Linked DNA regions of Mus musculus: region 1 is linked to region 2. A link is a loop called in an ENCODE intact Hi-C map of the cell type or tissue named here. Cell type or tissue: heart. All regions are shown on one strand. Links, peaks and the distances in the headings refer to the core of each region. The heading gives the core; the rest is flanking DNA. Region 1 has its middle 24 kb from the start of Tm4sf4. Region 2 has its middle 18 kb from the start of Gm51274.

Region 1 (9,663 bases), core at 2,604-5,103, 110 kb after region 2:
TGTCCTTCCAGGTATCACGTTAGTTACTTTCATCCATCTGACAAAATTTCTGAGATAAGATAGTAAGGAAGGAAAATTTATTTGGGTTTATGCTTGCGGGGTAAGACAGCAGGCTCTGTTGCTTTGAAGTCTGTGGAAGGGCAGAAACATTGCGGTAGGAGGACAGCGCTGTAGAAAGCTGCTTGCTTCATGGCAGCAAAAAGGAGTAAAAGATTGTCTTCAAAGTCACACACCTAATGACCCACAGAGCCATGTCCTCCTGCTCAGCTAGGCACCTCATCCCAGCAGCCTATTCAGCTATGAACTCACCATTGGATTCATCCATTGGTGGTTAGCACCCTCAAAAAAATCCATTCACCTCTCAACAATAAATACCACCACCTAAGGACCGATCCTTTTGGAAGGACACTCCATGTCCCAAGTATTATGATTAAAGGCCCATTAGGGGAAAAATCCTGGTCAGGAGACAAGAACCTCTGACCTGAGTGGGTACCTACAATTGAACAGGATTAATGACCTGGCTTAGGGATCAGCCCTAGGAAGACAGGTTCACCTTAAGCTATAAGGAATTAAAAAAAAAAAAAGACAATCATTCATTCCTTTAATGAGATATTGTACTTTTCCTTCCCAGAATTCTTGACCCTAGTTCATAGTCCCTGCAAACTCCCAAGAGGTTGCCGTGAAGTTTGTTGAGTCCTAACACCCCCCGCCCCCTTTCTCCATGTCCTTTTCTTTCAAATGCTAGACAAAACCTAAACATTCTTTTTCTGATTTGGAATTTCTTACTCCCTCCCTTCCTCCCTCCCTCCCTCTTTCCTTCCCTCCCTCCCTGCCACGTGGCTGCCTGCCAGTATCTGTGGAGGACCTCCAGACCAGTAATTCAAATAGCATGGCTTTTTTTTTCCCCCTCCTCCAGGCATCTAAAGAGACTGGCAGCATGCCTGCCCTGGGGTTTTATTTTAAACTCTAATAAATTATTTTCTTGAGCTTCCATTTGAGTCCACTATTAATTTACTAAGAACCTCTGGAAGGGACCTTGATTTTTCTGGTATCATCTGGTGACTACAAGGCAGCCCCCAGGATTCTTGTAACACACACCATAGCAATTCTAAAATGCTTATGTGTGTATATAAATACACACATACTTGTTGCAGTGACTTCACTTGCAACAACTTAATTATGAAGATCAGTTAAGCAGTCAGATTGCTGTCTTCATGTCTGATGGTGGGGCAGGAGGTCCTCACTGTAGGCTGTCAGTAAGGCAGTCAGATATGGATGTAAAAATCAGACAGAACAGCCAGGCGTGGTGGCACTCAGGAGGCAGAGGCAGGCTGATTTCTGAGTTCGAGGCCAGCCTGGTCTACAAAGTGAGTTCCAGGACAGCCAGGGCTATACAGAGAAACCCTGTCTCGAAAACCAAAAAAAAAAAAAAATCAGACAGGGGGCTGGTGAGATGGCTCAGCAGGTAAGAGCACCCAACTGTTTCCCTCTTCTGGAGTGTCTGAAGACAGCTTCAGTGTACTTACATATAATAAATACATAAATATTTTTAAAAAATAAGCAAAATTTTTAAAAAATCAGACAGAACAAGAGGTGGTTGAAACACAGGCATGATGTGGAGCTCATGTGGATGGAGTAACATGCTGTTCTTTATTCTTGTGATATACATGATATGCGTGTCCTGTAGAAATGAGAAGCCTTTATCACAGGACTTGAAGGTCAGAGGCATTAAGGGGAATCCTGGGAAAGTGGAGAGTTGAAGAGCCAGTGTGTATATTATAGAGGTGAGGTCATGGATCAGCAATAGTCCATACGAGCTAACAGGTAGCTGCTGCTTCCCCCTGCCCACCAGGAGCTCAAGAGTCCTATCTGGTTAGTGTGCTGCCAGGCAACCCTTGAAGCTGGGATGAGGAGCTGTCACTCAGCTGAGCCCAGGTTACACATTACAAAGTCTCCAGGCCAACCTTGGAGGAGGGAAGTGGGTTTTAGTTTTCTTGTATTGTTTCTTTTTAAGAATTACTTTTAGTGATTGTGCATGTAGGGAGGTTTGCGTGTAGAGGTCAGAGGACAACTCTGAGAAGTCAGCTCTTTTCATCTGTCATGTGGATGGAACCCAGGATATCAAGCTTGGTAGCATGCACCTTAACCTACCGAGCCATCTCACCAGCCCCTTGTGTTGTTACTTAAGCCTGGCCAGGGTTTCTCAACCTTGATATCTGCAGCCAGTTCCACCGCACGCTCCCAGGACTCCCTGTATATACCATATCATAACACCTACAATTCTTTCCTTTCCTGCCCACTTACAGTCTCACCACTTGTGGCCCAAGTGGCTTCTCTCTTTCGGTTGATCGGGTATGGCCGCTGCCTGCAGTCTTCTTCAGGGGACATTCCACATTCCTGGATTGTCCCCACAGTATCTTAGGCTATACTCCCATAGTTTGTTCAGCACCTGCAGGGACCTCAGTCCTACCACACATGGCCTGGCCTCTCACCGTTTCCTTTGAAATCTGGGTAAACACTTGGGTGACCCCAGACCTCGTATAGTCTCCTTCCTCCCCTACAGAGTGGGGGCTCCTCTGCATGTGCTTCTTTTGAGCATTGGGCCAGGCATGCAGTAAGTGATCATTAAAAAGAGATATTAACCCTGTTATGTTAATGGAACTAAGTTATCCTGCTCAGGAGAAACAGAAAGCCCTTAACACATGGACCCTTGAGGAACATTTAAGATCATATGTAGTAAAATATGACATTTTCAAACATCAAATGTTAGTAATGGGGGACTGGAGAGATAACTCCGTCAATAAGAAGCCTGACTTCTCTTCCAGACAACCAGTTCCAGGGGGTCTAGTGCCTTCTCCTGGCCTCCAAGAGCACCAAGCATGCACATAGTGCACAGGCATACATGTAGGCAAAAGAGTCATATACACAAAAGTCAATCTTTAAAGATGTTACATTGTGAGATGGCAGAAAAACAGAGAGGGGGAGATAAAGATAGAACTTCAGAGGACATCGTTGAAGCAAAAATAAAACCTCTACAGAGACTCATGCTGCCTCCTACTGACTGCTGGAGTAAAACAAAATCATGACACCAGAATGGTCACTTAGATAGTGTTAATTAGCATCTGTTCTTCCCACTGTCCTCCAGATGCCATGTGGAAAGTTGCCATGTAAACTTCAATTTGGTGTCTGTGTTTTTAATTTTTATGTTTATGTGTGTTCAGTAATGCAGAACAGCCATACTTGTATGTGTCATAAACTAAACAGTAAGCAAGCAAACATACCCACTTTCTGTAAATGTAGTGGTTCTCAAATGTGAGGGCATTCTGGCTGACTGAGTAACAGAGAAACCCCATCCCTCGGCCTCCTGCAGAGCCAAGAAGTCTAATTTTATGCTAAAGACTTAAGATGTCTATAGCAGGAGAGCCATCAACACCGCTGTGAACCTGCTCTTATAGAAACTTTATTCCTTCCGGTTTCCTTTGTCTTTAATAACCTCACTAGCACTAAAATCCACAAATCTCTCCATCAAAGAATGTACAGTTAAATGCAAAGAAGGACGCCAAAATGTCTGTCCCACATGTCTTTTCCTTTTCTGTGGTGTTCTGTGCTCTGAGCCAGAGTTGCCTTCATACATAGACAAGACTATTTGCTGCCCTCTAGTGGCCACTCTGCTCAGCCACTAAATGGCTGCAATTTCGTCCAAGGTACCTTCCTGTAGAATTCAACTTTTCTCCAGTAGCTTCCCATGAAAAAACGCATCTCCAAAAAACCACAAAGTATGAGGAATGGCAGTGATTAAAAAAAAAAAAAAAAAAAAAAAAAAAACCAAACCAACCAGAAATGAAAGGGTTGAGGGTTCACCTGCAGACAAAAATCTCTGACTCATAATAAAGCACTGCAGTTGGGAACCAAGTTAAGTCTCTTTCCTTAGATAATGTTAAGTGCCGTGAGAAGCCTGGAGAGGGGGGAAATACTCTAAAGGAAAGGAAGGTGTGTGTTGACCACGTCACTGGTGTCTTACACAAGTCAATGCTCTTTATCTTCGCCATGTTCTCATTGTCCACCCTTGCTTATGCTAATTTTATAAAGAAACTAAACTTTAACAAACTCGGTTAAGACGTAGTAAGAACTGCACGACACTGAATGCGTGAACTGGCTGGAGGAATGAAGCCCAGGGGAGGTATGTCAAGGAGACTGCCCACATGTGCCCTTTGCATTAGGATTTTATTGCTGTAAACAGACACCATACCCACTGGCAACTCATATAAAGGAAAAACCGGCTTACAGTTCAGAGGTTTAGTCCATTGTCATCATGGTGGGAAGCATGGTGGCAGTAGGCAGATAGGCTGCGGGAGAGGTAGCAGAGAGTCCTACATCTGGATCTTCAGGCAGCAGGAAGAGTGAGCCACTAGGCTTGTCTTGAACTTCTGAAACCTCAAAGCCCACCCTCCCAGTGACACACTTCCTCCACTAAGGCCACACCTACTCCAATAAGTCCACTCTCTACGAGTCTATGGGTGCCATTTTTATTCAGACTGCCACACCTTCCATTGACACATACACACCATCTCTACAGAACTCCATATGCTGCATCAAGTGTTCTGGATTTTTTTTTCATTAATATTGCACTCTCATTTTGCTTCTCTGAAGCTCTTATTTGACTCTGGGGTGATCCTACAGATGACTCCCACCCCCACCCCCACCCAGGGTATCAGGGGTTAATTACTATTAATTTTTGCAAACCCCACAAATTAACTCACATCATCTTACCCAGATGTTTGATGGAGCCTTTCATCCTAATGATGGGAAGAAAGATCGGGTCTCCTGTCTGTGTAGTAATAAAATGCTCTGTGATTTGGTTTGTAATTTATGCAGAACAAAGCTGTGGTCAAAATGTCAAATTCTCCAGCTGGAGAGATGGCTCAGTGGATGTGGAGGCTTGGATGAGAATGGGCCCCACAGGCTCCTATGTTTGAATGCTTGGACCCCAGTTGGTAGTGTGGGAAGGATAAAGACACATGGCCTTATTGGAGGAGGTGTGTCGCTATGGGATTTGAGGTTTTAAAAGTCTATGTCATTCCCAGTTAGCCATCTCTAACCCCCAAACCGGATCCCCTGCCCACAGCCTGGAGCTCGTGGATCAGATGTAAGCTCTCAGCCACTGCTCCAGTCATGCTTGTTTGCTGGCTGCCATGTTCCCCACCTTGATGGTTATGGACTCTACCATCCTATGGAATCAGCAGTCTCAAAGTAAATGCTTCTTTTTAAATAATAATAATAATTTGCCTTGGTTGTGGTGTTATGTTGTGACAATAAAGAAGTAACTAAGAGCTGGGTGGTGGTGGCACACGCCTTTAATCCCAGCACTTGGGAGGCAGAGGCAGGCGGATTTCTGAGTTCAAGGCCAGCCTGGTCTACAAAGTGAGTTCCAGGACAGCCAGGGCTACACAGAGAAACCCTGTCTCGAAAAGCCAAAAAAAAAAAAAGAAGTAACTAAGATGTTAGATAAAAGGCTCCCTGAGCAGGTGTGAAGACCTGAGTTCTGTCCCCAGAATCCAGGAAAGTTGGGGGAGGTAGTGATCCTGTGTAATCCCACCATGCCCAAGGTGAGATGAAAAGTGGAGACAGGACAGTTCCCAGGAGCTCTTGTGCCAGCTAGACTGACACAAGCAAGCAGCAAACCAGAGACCTTGTACCAAACAACATGGAAAGCAAATGACTGACCAACCCCTGAGATTCTCATCTGACATCCACATTCAATGGCACACACGTCTACACACACACACACACACACACACACAAATATTGCCATATTCTCAGCCTTCAATCTGTTACAAATAGGAGACTAACAAGTGGGTTATAAGAAAATGAGTGTATATAAATGCCACCAAGTCCCATCTTCCAGATATAGAAAACCTACTCACATGCTAACCAAGACAACAAAGAAGAGGATTTCACTGCTTATGGTTCATAAGTTGTGACAATAAAAAATGAGACCCCCCCAAATTAAGTGAATTCTAAAGGTGACAGATATAAACCTGTCTCTCCTTTTTGTTGTTTTTTAAAATTGAGAATGGTCCTGGTACCTGACTTCCAGAAGAAAGGTTTTAGAGAAATGTTGTTCAGTAGGATAAAGGTGACATTTCTGCCTAAATGATTCCAAGCTGTGCTACTAACATACATATATACATATTCACACACACACACACACACACACACACACACACACACACACACACACACACCACTCTTTCCTTCTATTTTTGCATCTCCTTTTGCCCACTAGTTCATTTCCGGAATTCACACTTCTCCACTTGTCATTATTCCCCAAACAATCCAATAGCTACTGATATCTCATGTATTATAAACAATTTAGGGCTGCTTTAAAATGTAGGAAAGGAGGCACAGGTGTTATATACAAATATTCTGTTGGGAATTGGTTCCAATGCTTTGTCTTGATTTGGCCCCCAAATCAGAAATCTGCATGTCCAGATGTTGAAGGTCGTTGTCCCTAATTGGTTTTGGATTGCTCAATAAAGAGCCAATGGTCAATGGCTGGGCAGAGAGATAGAGGTGGGACTTCTAGGCACCTGGAAGAAGAAACACGGGGAGGAAGAAGCAGCATCTACACCAGAAAATAAAAGGAGTAGGACAGTAGGACAGACCAAGACAGAAGGACAGGGGGAGGAGGGAGGAAACTCCTGAGCAGTGTCAGCTGCAGTGCCTGTCATAGATCTATTCATCCTACGCCACTCACCCACTACACGAAATTGTTGAGACGTTGTTCCATTAATTAACTGGCAAACAACTTGTTCAACCAACCTTCCTTACAAACTCTTGCCCATTTTTGCAGTACTGCTTTTCTATGTGTCTTCTAATTATCTCAAATATTGTTTGGCATGTGTGCAGTTTGGGAAATTTCAAAGGTATGGCCTTGAGGGAGGAAGTGTGTCACTGGACATGGCCCTGAGAACCCTGCTGTGACGGTTCAAGACTTGAACCTTCAGCTTCCTGCTCTGACCAGCATGTCTGCTGTTTGCTAGCAGGAGCCCTGCCTCCCTGCTAAAACAGACTCTAATGAGCATTCTCCTGTAAGTTGTATTGGTCACGTTGTGTCAACACAGCAATAACAAGTAACTAATACAGGAAGAAACAAAGCCAGAGCTTCCTCCCACAGCAGGCTTCTAATGGATCCCCAGGAGACTGCCGGAAGTTACACTGTTACTGGCTAAGGGTGTTTCTAGCTCTCTGCTTGTGAAGGGTCAAAGGGACTCAGGAGAAGGTAAGATGGGAATCTAAAGTGAACTGGGTAAACTGACAGTATGCACTAAAGAAACAAAGTCATGATGTCAGCAATAATACAAGGAATGAACTGTGTAAGAGAAAAAAAATACTTAACCACCAACCAAAGAGTACACATGGTGGGACTCATGGCTCCAGCTACATACGTAGCAGAGGAAGATAGTCATCAATGGGAGGAGAGGCCCTTGGTCTTGTGAAGGTTCTATGCCCCAGTGTAGGGGAATGCCAGAGGGAAGCTGGAGAGGGTGGGTTGGGGAGCAGGGGGAGGAGGGTTTTGGAGGGGAAATCAGGAAAGGGGATAACATTTGAAATATAAAGAAACTAAAAAAAAAAAAAGAGTAAAACACTGTCTATCATATCTGCAAAGATTTAAGAAGTACACAATGTCAAACCCTAGACTGACAGTGGTGACAAGCATTTTTGCATGTATGTTGTTGCAAGTATAAGTTGGCAGTCATTTTTTAGGTAAAATAGTTGGTAGAATACATCAAATTTAAAGCCACAGAAACTTTGAGGCAGGATTCCACCCTAGAAACGTAACTTCTAGCCACAGGCTGACTATCTACTGCAGCAAGAAACAGTCAGGGTCACCTACACAAAATATATTATTTGCAACTTAAAATAACAAAATTCGATAATCTGCACTAGGATGGGGAGCTACTCATGAGACACTGGTTGCTTACTGAGTGACCTCGTAGGAATCAACTGCTTTGCATAGCGATACCTTCATCTACAACAATGTGAGAAGCTTGGTGTTGTTAAGACTGCTACTATACAGATGAAACCAGACAATATATTAATGCTTTGCGAAGTGTCGGCATGTATTAAGTGCTCAATAAACATTAACAATGTCATGTTATTGCTAAGCAAACAAAACAAAACAAAACAAAACAAAAAACCGGAAGTATCAAACAGCCTATATAATTGCTTTTTGTTACAAAAAAAATCTATATTATGTCATAGGGGAAAAAACAAGCCTTTTTTTTTTTTTTTAAATCTAAGATTTGGGTGATATAAGCCATTTACTATTTGAGCTTTACATATGCTGGTACTTAATATTTTCAACAAAAAGTCCTTATAACTTTAAAAGTAAGCAAGCAGGCCAAAGTCGACCGCTTGGTGATGAGGCACCTGCTTAGCGTGTGCAAGACTCTGACTTGAGTCCTCAGGACTGTACAGGCAACGAGTGAGGAAGAAACATGGCTCTAAAAACCAGCTTAGCCTGGTCTGGGGCAGCAGCAAGCCCTGAACCAGCACCTCATTCCTAACAGAATTAGCCCCCCAGTGCTGCGAGCAGGTAGGTGGGGGAAGCCACAGTAACAATGGGGCGCACACACAGCCAGAACCCAGATCAGGATTAAAGAGAGCGGGTTGCTTTGTTTTCAGTCATAACAATGGGAAAAGGTACCATGTTGTTAAAAACATAATTTTGATGAAGGTGTTGGAAAGATTATGAGGTTTTTTGGTTTTTTTTGTTGTTGTTGCATTTTTATTGGTTATTTTATTTATTTGCATTTCAAATGTTATCCCCTTTCTGGGTTTCCCCTCTGCATCGCCCCCTCCCTCCCCTCCCCTCCCCCTGCTTCTATGAGGGTGCTTCCCAACCTACCAACTCCTGCCTTACCGCCCTTACTTTTTTTTTTTTAATATTTTTTATTAGGTATTTTCCTCACTTACATTTCCAATGCTATCCCAAAAGTCCCCCAGACCCTCCCCCCACACCCCTACCCACCCACTCCCACTTTTTGGCCCTGGCGTTCCCCTAACTGGGGCATATAAAGTTTGCAAGTCCAATGGGCCTCTCTTTCCAGTGATGGCCAACTAGGCCATCTTTGATACATATGCAGCTAGAGACAAGAGCTCCGGGGTACTGGTTAGTTCATAATGTTGTTCCTTCTATAGGGTTGCAGATCCCTTTAGCTCCTTGGGTACTTTCTCTAGCTCCTTCCTGTGACCCATCCAATAGCTGACTGTGAGCATCCACTGTGTTTGCTAGGCCCCTGCATAGTCTCACAAGAGACCGCTATATCTGGGTCCTTTCAGCAAAATCTTGCTAGTGTATGCAATGGTGTCAGCGTTTGGAAGTTGATTATGGGATGGATCCCTGGATATGGCAGTCTCTAGATGGTCCATCCTTTTGTCACAGCTCCAAACTTTGTCTCTGTAACTCCTTCCATGGGTGTTTTGTTCCCAATTCTAAGAAGGGGCAAAATGTCCACACTTTGGTCTTCGTTCTTCTTGAGTTTCATGCGTTTAGCAAATTGTATCTTGTGTCTTGTAAGATATAAGTAAGATATAATTGTAAATTATATCTTATATCCAACATATATAAAGAACTCAAGAAGGTGGACTCCAGAAAAT
Region 2 (9,663 bases), core at 2,776-5,275:
GCTGTATATTCTTTTTTATTATGCTTAGGTATGTGCCTTGTATCCTTGATCACTCTAAGACTTTTAGCATGAAGGAGTGTTGGATTTTTCAATGGCTTTTTCCGAATCTAATGATCATGTGATTTCTTTCTTTCAATTTGCTTTTATGGTTTATTATGTTGATGGATTTTCTTATATTGAACCATCCCTGCATCCCTGGGATGAAACCTATTTGATCATGATCAATGATGTTTTTGGTATGTTCCTGAATTTGGTTTGTGTATTTTTGCAGCAGTGTTCATAAAAGAAATTGGTTTGGAACTCTCTTTGTTTAGTCTTTGTGTGGTTTAAGTATTGGGGTAATTGTGTCTTCATAGAATGAGTTTGGCAGTATTCCTTCAGTTTCTATTTTGTGAAATAATTTGAGGAATATTGGTATTAGCTCTTCTTTGAAGGACTGGTAGAATTGTGCACTGAAACTATCTTGCCCTGGACTTTCTTTTTAGTTGAGAGACTTTTAATGACTGCTCCTATTTCTTTGGGAGTTAAAGGGCTGTGTAAATAATTTACCTGATCTTGATTTAACTTTGGTAAGTGGATCTGTCTAGAAAACCATCCATTTTGTTAAGATTTTCCAATTTTGTGGAGTGCAGGCTTTTAAAGTACAACCTAATGACTTTTTAAATTTCCTCAGTGTTAGTTGTGATGTCTCCCCTTTCACTTCTGGTTTTTTTTAATTGAATACTGTCTCTCTGTCTTTTGATTAGTTTTACTAAGGGTTTGTCTATATTGTTGATTTTCAAAGAACCAACTTTTAGTTTCAGTGATCCTCTGTATTGTTTTCTTTGTTTCTAACTGATTGATTGCAGCTTCTATTTTGATTATTTCCTGCCTTCTCCTCCTTTTAAGTGTGTTTGCTTCCTTTTTTTTTCCTAGAGTTTTCAGTTATACATTTAAATTATGAAGACTTTCTAATTTCTTTACAGAGGGACTTAATGCTATAAACTTTCCTCTTAGCACTGCTTTCATTGTGTCCCATAAATTTGGGTATGTTGTGCATCATTTTCACTAAATTGTAGAAAGTGTTTAACTCCTTTTGCTATTTCCTCCCTGACCTAGAGATCATTGAATAGAGAGTTGTTCAGTTTCTGTGAGTGTGTAGGTTTTCTGGTGTGATACAGAATTTTGCAACACTAAATGACTTTTGTCTTTATGAAGTAGGAAAGAATCACAATGGATTAGCACATGCCTGTCTTTAACAGTAAAAGTCATATATCTTTCACTTTATGTCACATCACAATTGCTATAGCTATGTGAAATATCATTTATGTCCATTTGTACGCATGGTCATTATGAGACCCATTATGAGATCTTGCCATTTAGTTGTAGGTCCTTTTTATTTCTAATGTTGTATATTCTGTTCAAAAAATTCAATGAGTCAAACGTATCACCTTAAAACACCCTCCTAGGAACTGCAACCCTATAGGTGGAACAACATTATGAACTAACCAGTACCCCGGAGCTCTTGTCTCTAGCTGCATATGTATCAAAAGATGGCCTAGTCGGCCATCACTGCAAAGAGAGGCCCATTGGACTTGCAAACTTTATATGCCCCAGTACAGGGGAACCCCAGGGCCAAAAAGGGGGAGTGGGTGGGTAGGGGATTGGGGGGGTGGGTATGGGGGACTTTTGGGATAGCATTGAAAATGTAAACGAGGAAAATACCTAATAAAAAAATAAATTAAAAAAAAGGCACAGATGGCATTTAAAGCTCAGAACAATTCGTTTGGATCCATTATTTGTTTTGCGATTAATGTGCCTTCCCTAGGTTAACTGAAAAAAAGTAATGGCAAGTAAATATTTTTCTGCATTTTTGTCATGTATAGTTGATTAGGTTAGCATGTTTCATACATACTTATCAGGAAATATGGCTACATTCATTTATAGACTCATTCATGTAGGCTTATATGTTTATATATTTTTACACCCATGTATAGCCTTCATTTTAAAATTGCAGGATTTTTGTAGTTCTAATAAATAATAATAATAATTTAAAAAAAACACCCTCCTAGGCAATACATCTTATGCTAAGTATCCACCTTCTCTTTCAGCCCAAAGCCGCTAAGACTCTACAATGATAGCTTTCAACTCTTAACCCCTAGTGAAAATTCTTCCAACAACTTCCTTGGCTCTAGCTTTTCTTCATATTGACAGAATTTTCCATTTCAGAAGTAAATATTAGCCTATTCAAAGCATACTCTGGTCGTATCTATTTTTTAAATTACATAGGTTCTCACAAACAAATTTGGTACTGTCTGGTGGTACTATTCTTTATTTTTATAATTTTATTTATTTATTGAAAGTTTTATATGTGTTTGCTGTATTGATATCATTTCTACCTCCCCCTCTCCCTTACCAACTCCTTCCATGCTCCTAATGCTCTCTCAAATTTATGTTGTCTTCTTCCATTTATATTCAATGCTTGAATACAACCTAGTAAGAATTTTTAAAGTGGTATGTTTAATTTATTTAATGCTTGAATGGAATATATAAGGAAGCACACACTGCTGAGAACATTTGGTTTTGTATATATATATATATATTATATATATATATATATTTGAAACTGTATAGCCTATCAGAGTGTTTGGCCCTGGAGAAAGTTCATTCTTTCTTTCTCAAGAATTGCTTGTAGCTTTGCATCTAGGAGTGGGAGCCTTGTTATGTTTTCCCCATTCATCTTGGAATGTCAACTACTATTCTCATTGTGCAGGTCTTATTTAGGCAACATTTTGGGGAGCCATTATCTCACACCAGATACCTTGGTCCTTTGTCTCTTAAAAGGTTTCTTCCTCCTCTCCTATGGTGTTCCCTAACTGTTAGGGACAGAGGTTGTGTTGTAGATGTGTCAGTTGGGATGGTGTCTTAGTTAGGGTTTTACTGCTGTGAACAGACACCATGACCAAGGCAGGTCTTATAAAAAATCAACATTTAATTGGGGCTGGCATACAGGTTCAGATGTTCAGCCCATTATCATCAAAGTGGGAGTATCCAGGCAGGCATGACACAGGCAGAGCTGAGCGCTCTACGTCTTCATCCAAAGGCTACTAGTGGAAGACTGACTTTTAGGCAACTAGGATGAGGGTCTTAAGCCCACACCCACAGTGACACACCTACACCAACCAAGTCACACCTATTCCAATAAGGCCACACCTCCAAATGGTGCCACTCCCTGGTCCAAGAATATACAAACTATCACAGCTGGGCATCCCATGGTCAGTTGTTTTCTACATTTTGATCAGCTATGGAATTCTGTAATAATTCTCCAGCTGGTACAAAGAGAAATTTATTTGATGAGGAGTGAGAACTACATTTACCTGTAGGTATAAAGATGCATATTTAGAATACAGTTACAAATTTTCACTGACTTGGGAAAGTAACAGAAGTAGAGCATCCTCTAAGGTCTATAACCTCATCAGCCAAGGGGAAGTTGGCTAGTTTTACAGTCTGAGACATTAATTTCTCCTATTAAATGGGCCTTAATTTTAACTAGGCTGTTGGTCACCCCAATACATAAGTGCCACTATTGTACTCTTGGGATATCTTGCCATGAACACTTTTGGGCACTGGAGAGAATCATGTTAGAGTCACAAGTTCAGCACTTGTGGATACTCCTTTTGGAGGTATCATACTGTTTCTTTAAAAAAAAAATGACCATGATAATGATGACCTCCCTCTGTGGTCTGAAATATAAAATTATGATAATGTCACAAACATTCAAGCTACAAAGCAAATTTATAATCGTTAGCAGCTTTATAACAAGTGTAGGCTCTACTTCCATACAGTTTAGCACCTGGAAAATGGTTTGATATTTTGTTAGAAGCAGACTCAAGTTTTTTGTATGGTATGAAACTGTAGGGTCTTGTAAGAACACACATGAACAGATCATTTAAAATTGAAATGTAGTGTTATTTTTATAGTAGACTCAGGGAACATTTTGAGTTCTCAAATGAAATCAATCTCCAGCTTGTTTTTATGTGACAATGTGGGTTTTGTTTTATTTTGGATCTTGAACAGGATGTGGAAAATAGGGACAAATGCCAAGACTGAGAGACTCTATGCCCTAGGGACCTTTGCTTTGGTGGCCAGGAAGTTCAGGGCTGTCTGTAAATTCATAAGTCTAGGATTGAGAGAGAGAGAGAGAGCAGAATAAAGGCTTTAGCTATATCTGAGAAACTGAACAAGGAGTTAGCATTTGTGTGCATGTGTGTATGCATGTGTGTATGCATGTGTGTATGGATGTGTGTATACATGTGTGTATGCATGTGTTGCAAGAGTACACACAAGTATATGCTTGTAAAGGTCGGAGAACAATGCTATATTAAAAATATTTATACACAGTTATATGCTCACTACCCTTGCACTACCACTACTTTCATGAATACACACACACACACACACAATCTCCTATCAGCATTGGACATCAGACTGGCTGGTGCCAGCTAGCCTCCCCACCCTTCCTTACGCTCCCCCTCAGTTATCATGTGGCCTGAGACTTATTGTCTGCCTTTTAATTGTTAGCTTCACTCATTTCCACTATATTAACTCAGCAGAACTAATCTTGAGGAATTGTTTTTTTCGCTTGTAACACAAGATTGCAATTCTAATCTCAAGGTGTTTCCAGCCCAGAATAACACATTGAATTGTAGCTGGAAAGAAATAGGTGTCCAGTGTAAGAGCCAAAAGAGGGCAGTGGCAGTAAAGAGGGGAAATTAAACCTGAGCTGGGTCTAAGAGCAGAGTCAAGGGAGGTTGCATAGAGGCCAGAGAAAGCCAGGACATTTCACATGAAAACAGTTGTCATTTACAGACCTGATGCAGAATGTCTTCATGGTGAAATCTGATCCTTGGTTGATCGCTGCATGCAGATATATCCTTCCTCCTCTACTCCAAAGCCTCTCCTTTTAGAAATCACTACCGGAATCATGTCATGTTCTCAGTGTGCTTTTAATAATTATTCATTTTTTCAGGAATTAAAAAAGGACATCATTCCTGTGACTGTTTATTTCAGCCTGCGTTACATAGTAAGACTGTCTCAAGTCCTTAAAAGAAATTTTTGGTAAGGTTTGTTCCCAGAGCATATTTTCTATGAATATCTCTTTAGAGCATATTTCAAAGGTTTTTTTTTTTTCTTTTATCATGTGCTCATGGATAACGCGGTTCATTTCCTTTTCTTTCCTTTGTTTTTTTCTTCCTTGGTTTTTTTTTCTTTTTATTTTTTTTACACTCCATATTTTATCCCCCACCCCCATCCACCCTCTGACTGCTCCACATCCCACACCTCCTGCCTACTTCGCTGTCTCCACGTGGATGCCCCCTCCCCACCTGACCTCTAAATTCCCTGGGGCCTCCAGTCTCTTCAGGGTTAGGTGCATCATCTCTGAATGAACACAGACCTGGAAAATCCTCTACTGTATGTGTATTGGGGGCCTCATATCAGCTGGTGTGTGCTGTCTGTTTGGTGGTCCAGTGTTTGGGAGAGCTCAGGGATCCAGATTAATTGAGGCTGCTGGTCCTCCTACAGGATCACCCTTCTCCTCAGCTTCTTTCAGCCTTCTCTTATTCAGCAACAGGGGTCAACTGCTTTTGTCCATTGGTTGGGTGTAAATATATGCATTTGACTTTTTCAGCTGCTTGTTGGGTCTTTTGAAGGACAGTCATGATAGGTCCCTTTTGTAAGTTTTCCATAGCCTCAGTAATAGTGTCATGCCTTGGGACCTCCCTTTGAGCTAGATCCCACTTTAGTAACACCCACGATAGCTAAGTGATAGTTATATGTCTTTGCATGGCAGTATGTTTAAATGTGTAACATAAGATAACACATATTATAATTTCAAAAGAACAATAATAATGTGCAAATATAGTTATCAAATAATACTTAAAGCCTCAAATTAAGTAATGTGAATTAATTATCAGGCTAAATAGTAAGATCTAGTTGTAAACTATAATGAGCATGAAGGATATTTTCAAGGTTCAAAACACTTCTCATTTAATAGGAAAGTATCTTGAATTTTTCTTGCTGAAAGACTCATTTACAACATGAAAATGATACAGGGAGATCTAAATTCATAATTAAGGAAAACGTTAGAGCAGTAGTTCTCAACCTTCCTAGTTCTATGATCCTTTAATACAATTATTCATGTTGCCATAACCCCAACCGTAAAATTACTTTTGTTGCTACTTCATGACTCTAATTTTGCTATTGTTATGAATCATAATGAAAATATCTGTGTTTTCTGGTGATCTTGGGCAACTTCTAGGAAAAGGTCATTCAACATTCAGAAGGGTCATGACCCTCTGAATGAGGGAGGGAGAGGGACCTGGGAGGGAGAGAGGAAGGGGAGAGAAAAGAGGGCAGGATCAGTTGTGGGAGGAGACGGGGGGGAGGAGTAAAGAGGGTCAGGAAATTAAATGGAGGTGTGTAGCGGCCAGGGAATGGGGAACTGGGGGTAGCCACTAGAAAGTTCCAGATGCCAGGGACCCAAGAGGTTCCCAGGACCCAACAGGAATGACATTAACCAAAATACCCAACAAAGGGCAGAAAGAACCTGTAGAGACCACATCCAGTGGATAGGCACCATCCTTGGTTGAGGAATGAGGCCACCCACCCATCTCAAAAATATTGATCCAGAATTGCTCTTGTTAAAAAGAAATGCAGTGACAAAGATTGGAGCAGAGACTGAAGAGAAGGCCATCCAGAGACTGCCCCATCAAAGGATCCATCCCTTCTGCATACACCAAATCCAGACACCATTGCTCATGCCAAGAAGTGCTTGCCTGGTATAGCAATCCCCCTGAGTGGCTGTGCCAGAGCCTGACCAGGGCAGATGTGGATGCATACAGCCAACCATAGGACTAAGCACAGTGACCCCAATAGAGGAGTTAGAAGAAGAACTGAAGGAGCTGAAGGGGTTAGCAACGCCATAGGAAGAACAATATCAACCAACCAAAGACTCCCCAAAGCTGCCAGGGACTAAACCACCAACCAAAGAGTACACATAGAAGGACCAATGGCTCCAGCTGCATATGTAGCAGAGGATTACCTTATCTGGCATCAATGGAAGGGTAGAACCTCTTGGTCCTGTGGAGGCTCAATAACCCAGCGTAGGGTAATGAGGCAGGAGTGGGTAGATGGGGGGAAGCACCTTCGTAGAAGCAGGGAGGACAGGGGAGAGGATAGTGGGTTTAAATGGGAAGGAGGATAACACTTGAGATGTAAATAAATAAAATAACCAAAAAGAAAGGGAAAAAAAAAGAATTTTATAAAATCGACAAAAGGAGTTTTCTTTTGACCTGAGCCCAGGGGCTACCTGGACTTTGTATCTGGTAACTCTCTCCTTGATTATACTGCCTTCATTTCTACTGTTACTATTTGTCTTAGTCAGGGTTTCTATTCCTGCACAAACATCATGACCAAGAAGCAGTTGGGGAGGAAAGGGTTTATTCAGCTTACATTTCCACACTGCTATTATCACCAAAGAAAGTCAGGACTGGAACTCAAGCAGGTCAGAAAGCAGGAGCTGATGCAGAGGCCATGGAGGGATGTTCTTTACTGGCTTGCTTCCCCTGGCTTGCTCAGCCTGCTCTCTTATAGAACCCAAGACTCCCAGCCCAAGGATGGTCCCACCCACAAGGGGCCCTTCCCCCTTGATCACTAATTGAGAAAATGCCCCACAGCTGCATCTCATGGAGGCACTTCCCCAACTGAAGCTCCTTTCTCTGTGATAACTCTAGCTTGTGTCAAGTTGACACACAAAACCAGCCAGTACACTATTGAAGCCAGACTCAAGAAGGCCAAGCCTTTCATTTCTAGTTGGGACGTAGAAAAGGTGAAAATGAATCACCTCCCTAGAATTCACAGTGAATTTACTCTACGTATAGTCACTAATCCTTTAAAATGACCAGGGAAGGGAGAAAGTGAGGAAATATGGAAGGAAGAAAAAATGAGGGGGGGAGTGTTGGGAACTGGCTGGCTTTATGTCAATATGACACAAGCTAGGATCAACAGAGAGTTAGGAAACTCATTTGAGAAAATGCATCCAAAGATCAAGCTATATTTAAACCTATGGGGTATTTGCTTAATTATAATTGATGTGGAAAGGCCAAGTCTACTATGGATAGGGTCACTCATGAGCTGGTGGTCTAGGTGCTATAAGAAAGCAGACTGAGGCAGCCAGAGTATCAAGCCAGCAAGCAGCACCTCTGCAAGGCCTCTGCATTAGCTCCTGTCTCCAAGTTTATGCGTGTTTGAATTCCTGTCCTGACTCCCTTCAGTGATGGAATATGATATAGAAGTATAAGACAAATAAATCCTCCTGAACATTACCTAAGACAGAAGTTAGTACCAGGAGTCGAGTATTGCTGTGATAGACATGACATACTGGTTTGGGGAGGATTATGGAAAGACTTTGGAGCTTTAGGCTAGAAAAGCCATTGAACAATCAGAGTTCAGTAAGCTGTTCTGGAGGAACTTGGAAGATAAGAATGCTGAAGGCAATGGAGATGATGGAGGCCTGGCTTGTAAAGTGTCCAAAGGAAGTATGGAAATCACTCAAAGACTCTATTAAGAATGTTGCCTATTAGCCGGGCGTGGTGGTGCATGCCTTTAATCCCAGCACTTGGGAGGCAGAGGCAGGCGGATTTCTGAGTTCGAGGCCAGCCTGGTCTACAGAGTGAGTTCCAGGACAGCCAGGGCTACGCAGAGAAACCCTGTCTCAGAAAACAAACAAACAAAAAAGAATGTTGCCTATTTTAAGATAAGAATCGGTGATTCTAAGGCTGAGGAATCAGATGGGTCTCACAAGGTATCAGACCTACTAAAGTGAAATCTCGGCTTTGCTGGGAAAATCGATGTTGGTCATCTGGAGGTAAGAAATAAGTGGTGATTAAGAAGAGACAAGCATCACTGAGGCAAACACTTCTGGAAAACATTTCCTCATTGTCTGCACACAGAAGCTGTGTTCCAGAGGTGGCCAAGTTTATACGTCATGTTGATCATCATACTTGGTAGTGTAAGCATCTCCCAGGTTATACAAGTTTTGAAGCCATGACGGGGTCTAAGCCTTGGCACTATGAAAGGTGAAAAGACACCATTGGTGAAGATGCGACCTCAGTAATCTGTGGAAGCTCCAGAATTGAAGGAGTCCTGTAAAGAAGCTGAGGGTTGGCACTATGAAGAGAGCCCAGGAATGGCTACAGGTAGCAATGCAGTCCAGTTACAGCTGAAGATCCCAGCATTTTGGAGATACCAGTACTGTGATTATTTCACCAAGAATAGCAGCCGTCATGGTGGAGTGGAGCCTGTGGTAGCCTAGAAGATGAGCTGGAGAAGGAGGAGCCACAGAAGTGACCCAAACCATTTGGAGGAGCTCAGAAGCTCCTGAGTGGATAACAGACATTGGACAGTGAGTTTTTACACAGTTGGGCTTGATTTTGCATTGATTTGTTTGTGAATGTGCCCCCATTCTTTCTTCTTGAAGTAAGAAAGTATTTATCTTATTTTTTTATTTTATAGGAGCCTACAGTTAAGAGATTTTGGCTTTCAAAAGAAACTTGGATTTCTTTAAGAAAAGCTGAATTTTTAACATGAATTTGTAGGCCTTTTAGGTTAAGATATTCTCTATTG

Evidence for each region. A loop is a pair of places that touch in the nucleus more often than their neighbours do. Peaks named below come from ENCODE experiments on the same cell type or tissue, not always from the same donor. Only the 100,000 strongest peaks of a DNase experiment are listed, where the experiment ranks them.
Region 1: a loop joins it to region 2, with 2.4 times the contacts of the local background. A loop is called at or near these places in 6 of 42 quality-filtered maps.

The regions. Positions count from the first base shown.
Region 1 is chr3:57,445,032-57,454,694 of GRCm38, forward strand. No RefSeq gene overlaps it. Among named protein-coding and RNA genes, the nearest start is that of Tm4sf4, 24 kb to the left of the region's middle. In heart, for the core only: CTCF peaks have their summits at 3,052 (motif pointing left), 3,668 (motif pointing left) and 3,876; no DNase peak of the experiment used is centred there.
Region 2 is chr3:57,331,143-57,340,805 of GRCm38, forward strand. It overlaps a transcript of Tm4sf1 not described here. Among named protein-coding and RNA genes, the nearest start is that of Gm51274, 18 kb to the left of the region's middle. In heart, for the core only: no CTCF peak of the experiment used is centred there; a DNase peak (open chromatin) is centred at 4,089.